Regions from separate parts of the Homo sapiens genome. Here region 1 is linked to region 2. The links are chromatin loops, found by intact Hi-C in ENCODE. Cell type or tissue: gastrocnemius medialis. All regions are shown on one strand. Each heading gives the region's core, and the rest is flanking DNA. Links, peaks and the distances in the headings are about the cores only.

Region 1 (2,907 bases), core at 301-2,800, 87 kb after region 2:
TGGGCTCAACTGATCCTCCTGCCTTAGCCTGCCGAGTAGCTGGGTCTACAGGTGCTCACCACTATGCTTGGCTAACTTTTATATTTTCTGTAGAGATGGGGGTCTAGCTATGTTGCCCAGGCTGGTCTCAAACTTCTGAGTGCAAGTGATCCTCCCTCTTTAGCTTCCCTCTTTGAAATCCCAAAGTGCTGGGATTTCAGGTGTGAACCACTGCACCCAGCCTGGCAATTCTTTTAGTGTTTTACGATTAAGCTTGATATGAGGTTTTGATTATATGGACATACATAAACACAATAAGAAGCCAGTAATTCTTTAACATTGTCGCTATTGTTGTTCAATATGAATATATGCTTAATTTATTAAGCTTATCTAGAAATGACTGGTTACAGAATTTTTTTGTAAGCTTTCTCAGCATCTAGGGTTACTGGATGTTATTAAAAGTCTTTTTAGTGTATCTATAGATATGCTTGCATATTGATATATTCAGAAAGGTCAAAAGATAAATTGCATAATGTCCTAATATCAAACCATCCTTACACTCCTGAACACACATCTCCCAGCTCCCAGAACAGGCTCCATTGCCTGTATCACACTGCCCTTTAAGAAGTGGTGGGTGAAACTGAGGCAAATAGGAAGGCAGATGCCTAGGGAAATTGAGTAACAGTGGTTCAATTCATTCACCATCAGTTTACACAGGGCCAAATTTTATCTGTCCTGAAGACTTCAGCCATGGTATGAGAAATTTGGATTAAATGGACAATGGCATCGCCTCTGCCTAAAACAGGGATATTCGCGTGCCAGTACAGTCAGGCATGTCCCAAATACCAGTTTTCCTCCAAAAGCTGTTGTGTATGTATCTAAATACAGTCTTACTCCTGCCCCGTATCCTGCTCCCAGACTCCATTTCCCAGCATTCCCTCGCAGTCAGAGCCCTTAGGCCGGGAGGAGCAAGAGCCTCAATGGTTTCTGGGAAATGTAGTCCAGCTGCGATGCCGCGTTTAAGGTACCGGGACTTACAGTTCCGAGACAGGGACTGCTCAGGCGCGTTCCGGGACCCGGCGGAGGAAGGGAAGGCCTGGCTGTCCAGCGGAATCCGCCTGGACGCACGGAACTCGCGGACCCGACCGGAGCAGGTGGGTGCAGGCCGGGCCAGACAGGCTAGCAGAAGCTCCGGGGGCGGGCCCAAGTTGGGTCTGGTTGGGAGTGGGGAGGGCGCTGTGGGTGACGCCCCGCCCCCTCTTGTCATTCCCTGAGTCCCACCTAGTATCAGTGCGGCTCAGACGACTCGGCGCGCAGGAATTGGGCGTCTGCTGTTTGCCAGGAGTCCGGCGGAGCGTGGGACTGCTGCGATCCCTAGGAAGGGGAACCTACCTTTCCTCACTTTGCAGTTGAAGAAACTGAGAGTCGGGGAGACTCCGCGATTTCTCTCAGGCTGGCAGAGCTGCAACCCAGATTCTGACCCCAGAACCCGAAAGCAGCACTGCACAGGCACAGACTCGGTCTCGGCTCCCCTTATCCTGAGCATCTGTTCTTCCCTCTCTGGGTCTCCCAGCTCTCTCTGATCTTCCCCTCACCCTCGCCGCCCCAGGTCCTGTCCCCCTCTCGCTGGGTCTCTGTACCCCCTCTCTCTGCGTCTCTCTCCCCCTCTCTGTGGGTCTCTGTCGCCCTCTCTCGGTCTCTGCGCCCTCCCACTCCCCAGTCCTTCTAGCGAATCTCTGTGTTTTCCAAAGACAAGGTCATTTTCTTACATAACCATAGCACCACGATCACAATGAGGAAATTAATATTGATGTAATACTAATAGCTAATCTATAGACTTTATTCAAATTTTTGATGATTCTTCCAATAATGTCTTTTTGTCTTTCTTTTTCTTTTTCTTTTTTTGGAGACAGAGTCTTGCTCTGTCACCCAGGCTGGAGTGCAGTGGCACAATCATAGCTCATGCAGCCTCGACCTCCTGGGCTCAAGAGATCCTCCCACTTCAGTCTTCTGAGTAGTCGGGATTACAAGCACACACCACCATGCCCGGCTAATTTTTTTAATTTTTTTTTGTAGAAACGGGGTCTCACTGTGTTGCCCGGGCTGGTCTCAAACTCTTGGGCTCAAGCGATCCTCCCACCTCAGCCTCCCAAAGTGCTGGGATTACAGCTGGCTCCAATAATGTCCTTAATGGCCAAAGGAAATCCTAGGTCACACATTGCTCGCTTTGTTGGGTCTCCTTCAGTCTGGAACCGGTTTTCAGTCTTCTTTTGGAAGTTCCGAAGATTACAGACCATGTACTTGCATGTCCCTCAGTTTGGGTTTGTCTGGTGCTTCTTCATAGTTAGATTTAGGTCACACGCTTTTGGCAGGGATGCCCTAGGAGTGATGCTGTCTCCTCATCAGACTGGGGACCCTGGGCTCGGCTTGTCCCACCACACACCACATCAGCCTCACTCACATGGGTAAGGTGGCATCTGCCAAGTTTCTCCTCTCTAGTTTCCCTGGTCTGGGCGCGGTGGCTCACACCTGTAATCCCAGCACTTTGGGAGGCCGAGGGGGGCGGATAACCCCAGGTCAGGAGTTCGAGACCAGCCTGGCCAACATGGTGAAACCCCATCTCTACTAAAAATACAAAAAAATTAGCCTGGTGTGGTGGCACACACCTGTAATCCCAGCTACTTGGGAGGCTGAGGCAGGAGAATCGCTTGAAGCTGGGAGGTGGAGGTTGCAGTGAGCCGAGATCACGCCACTGCACTCCAGCCTAGGTGGCAGAGCGAGACTCCATCTCAAATAATAATAATAATAATAATAATACAAAAATCAGCTGGGCGTGGTGGCGGGCTCCTGTAACCCCAGCTACTCAGGAAGCTGAGGCCTGAGAATCACTTGAAACCCGGGAGGTGGAAGTTTCAGTGAACCAAGATC
Region 2 (2,907 bases), core at 93-2,592:
ATCATAGCTCACTGTAGTCTCCTACTCCTGGACTTAATCCTCCCACCTCAGCCTCCCAAGTAGCTGGGACTACAGATTTGCACCACCACACCTGGTTAATTTTTTTTTTTTTTAATTTTTAGTAGAGACAGGGTCTCACCATATTGCCCAGGCTGGTCTCAAACTCCTGGCCTCAAGTGATTCTCCCACCTCGGCCTCCCAAAGTGTTAGGATTACAGGAGTGAGCCAATGACAAGCTGAGTATTTAACTCTAGCACTGCCTGGCCCAGACTAACCTAGGCCAGAGTGCTGGGCCAGGGTCCAGGGGGGTCTCTAGTGGAAGGGTAGGGAGCTGGGGGGCCAGCTGGAGCAACCAACATCCAGGAACTTTTTTTTTTTTTTTTGGATGGAGTCTCGCTCTGCTCCAAGCTGGAGTGCAGTGGTGAGATCTTGGCTCACTGCAACCTCTGCCTCCCAGGTTCAAGCAATTCTCTAGCCTCAGCCTCCTGAGTAGCTGGGACTACAGGCGCCCACCACCATGTCTGGCTAATTTTTGTATTTTTAGTAGAGACGGGGTTTCACCATGTTGGCCAGGCTGGTCTCGAACTCCTGACCTCAGTCGGCCTCCCAAACTGTTGGGATTACAGGCGTGAGCCACTGCACTTGGCCGGAACTTTTGAACCAATAGAGAAATTGCTTCACATTTTTTTTATCACCACAGTGATGTTGACAGCTGAACATCAGCTGTGGGGTTAGAGAATGCCTCCTCCTATAGACAAATAATATGTGTCTTTTCTTATATTCTTAAAATATTTCTGGAAGGAGATACAAGAAGCTCAACAGTGGGAAACTAGGGCCAGGGAAGAGTGGGAAGGCTTGGTTTTGTCAGTACAACCTTTAGCCACATTCAGTTTATGTTACTACATGCATAGGTTGCTGCAAAGTTTTTATTTCTGAATTCCAAAAATCAGAGCTGCTGCCTGCGCCTGCCACACAGCAGGGCAGCTGCCAGGAGGGTCACATGAGCTCATGGTGACAAGAGGCCAGGCAGGACCTAAGAGGACAGGCTGGGAGGCCCAGGTCCCCATTGCAGCCACAGTCTGAATTTGTGTGCCAGCTGCCCAGCTGCGGAGTCATGCAGGCTGGGGAATTATGCAACCCTGGTTGGGAAATGCGGCGGGGTGGGGGTGGGAGAGGCCCAAGACCCTGTGTCAATAGGCCACAAGAGGCCCGGCTGTTTGCAGCCTGGGTAGACAGCCAAGCTACGCTCCATTTCCAGCACTTCCAATCCGGCCCTGGAGCCAACAATAGCTCCTGGGGCCTCCCACAGCGCCAGAGACCAGAAGACAATCAGACCCAGAGGCGGCCCTGGCTCAGCCCAGAAACACCTAAAGGTCTTTCTTTGGAGGGCTTGGTTAAAAGAATCATAGTTCACGCAAACAATGAAACATTACGCAGCCTCTGAAAAGGCGGAGGTCCACCTACGTACTTGTTACGGGTTGAATCATGTCTACACCACCCCCTCCTAAAAAGCATGTTGGGGATCTAAACCCCAGGACCTCAGAATGTGACAGTATTGGAAACAGGGTCATTACGGATGTAACGAGTTAAGATAAAATCATACCAGTGTAGGGTAGGAGGCCAGGTGCGGTGGCTCATGCCTGTAATCCCAGCACTTTGGGAGGCGGAGGCGGGAGGATCACTTGAAGTCAGCAGTTCGAGACCAGCCTGGCCAACTTAGTGAAACCCTGTCTCTACTAAAAGTACAAAAAAATTAGCCGGGTGTGGTGGCACACACGCCTGTGATCCCAACTACTTGGGAGGCTGAGGCAGGAGAATCGCTTGAACCCGGGAGGTGGAGGTTGCAGTGAGCCGAGATTGCACCACTTGCACTCCAGCAAGACTCCGTCTCAAAAAAACAAAAAGGTTGGGGCGGGGGGGTCGGGGGGAGGGGGGAGGGGGAATTTTGGACACAGATGCACACACAGGGAGCCGCCATGTGAACACAAAAGCAGAGATCGGGTGATGCGACTATGAGCCAGGGAACGCCGAAGATTGCCAGAAAACCACCAGGAGCCTAGGGAGAGACCTGCAGCCGATTCTCCCGGGATGAACCACCCTCACTAACACCACGATCCCGGGCGTCTGGCCTCCAGAACCACAAGACAATCAATTTCTGTTGTTTTAGGCACTAGGTTTGTGGTACTTTGTTAGCCTAAGCAAACTAATGCAGCACTGAGACAGAGCTGCTGTCAAAACATGCTGTTTGGTGAAAAAAGTGGGGGCACAGGCTGGGCGCAGCGGCTCACGCCTGGAATCCCAGCACTTTGAGAGGCCGAGGAGGGTGGATCACCTGATGTCAGGGGTTCGAGACCAGCCTGGCCAACATGGTGAAACCCCATGTCTACTAAAAATACAAAAATTATCCAGGCGAGGTGGCGGGCGCCTGTAATCCCAGTTACTCGGGAGGCTGAGGCAGGAGAATTACTTGAACACAGGAGGCAGAGGTTGCAGTGGGCTGAGATCACACCACTGCATTCCAGCCTGGGTAACAGAGTGAGACTCCCTCTCAAAAGAAAAAAAAAAGTGGGGGTGGGCACAGCACCCTGACACGGGGGTGATGAGCTGAGCATTTAACACCAAATAACCAGTGCCGCGCAGCCTGGGCCAACCTGAGCAGCCCTGGGACAGCGTCCTGAGCCTTCCCTAGAGCCTCAGCAGCCTCCTTCTGGTCTCAGCACCACCCACTCCAGTGTGTCTCTCACACGGCCCCCAAGGGGTCTTCTTGCTCCCAGAGCTGAATTTGTCCAACCCCTGCTCCCAGCCCTCCCACAGCTCCCCAGCACCCCAGGACAAAGTCCCAACCTCCTAGGCTGGCGTTTGAGACTCCCCACCCCTCTGCAGCTCCACCACCAGAAGTGTCAATCC

Evidence for each region. Hi-C counts contacts between places; a loop is a spot of excess contacts. Peaks named below come from ENCODE experiments on the same cell type or tissue, not always from the same donor. Only the 100,000 strongest peaks of a DNase experiment are listed, where the experiment ranks them.
Region 1: it touches region 2 in a loop (13-fold over the local background); 3 of 110 quality-filtered maps call a loop at or near these places.

The regions. Positions count from the first base shown.
Region 1 is chr19:50,146,359-50,149,265 of GRCh38, reverse strand. LOC105372436 (a long non-coding RNA gene) reads left to right here and starts at 1,029. Exons shown (of 3, transcript XR_936021.4): 1 at 1,029-1,133. RefSeq lists a silencer at 1,583-1,682. In gastrocnemius medialis, for the core only: CTCF peaks have their summits at 1,475 and 1,677; DNase peaks (open chromatin) are centred at 955, 1,225 and 1,625; H3K4me3 peaks cover 1,464 bases; H3K27ac peaks cover 1,362 bases.
Region 2 is chr19:50,232,831-50,235,737 of GRCh38, reverse strand. All of the region lies in intron 10 of MYH14 (myosin heavy chain 14), which reads right to left. Among named protein-coding and RNA genes, the nearest start is that of MYH14, 31 kb to the right of the region's middle. In gastrocnemius medialis, for the core only: no CTCF peak of the experiment used is centred there; DNase peaks (open chromatin) are centred at 1,167 and 2,017; H3K27ac peaks cover 2,500 bases.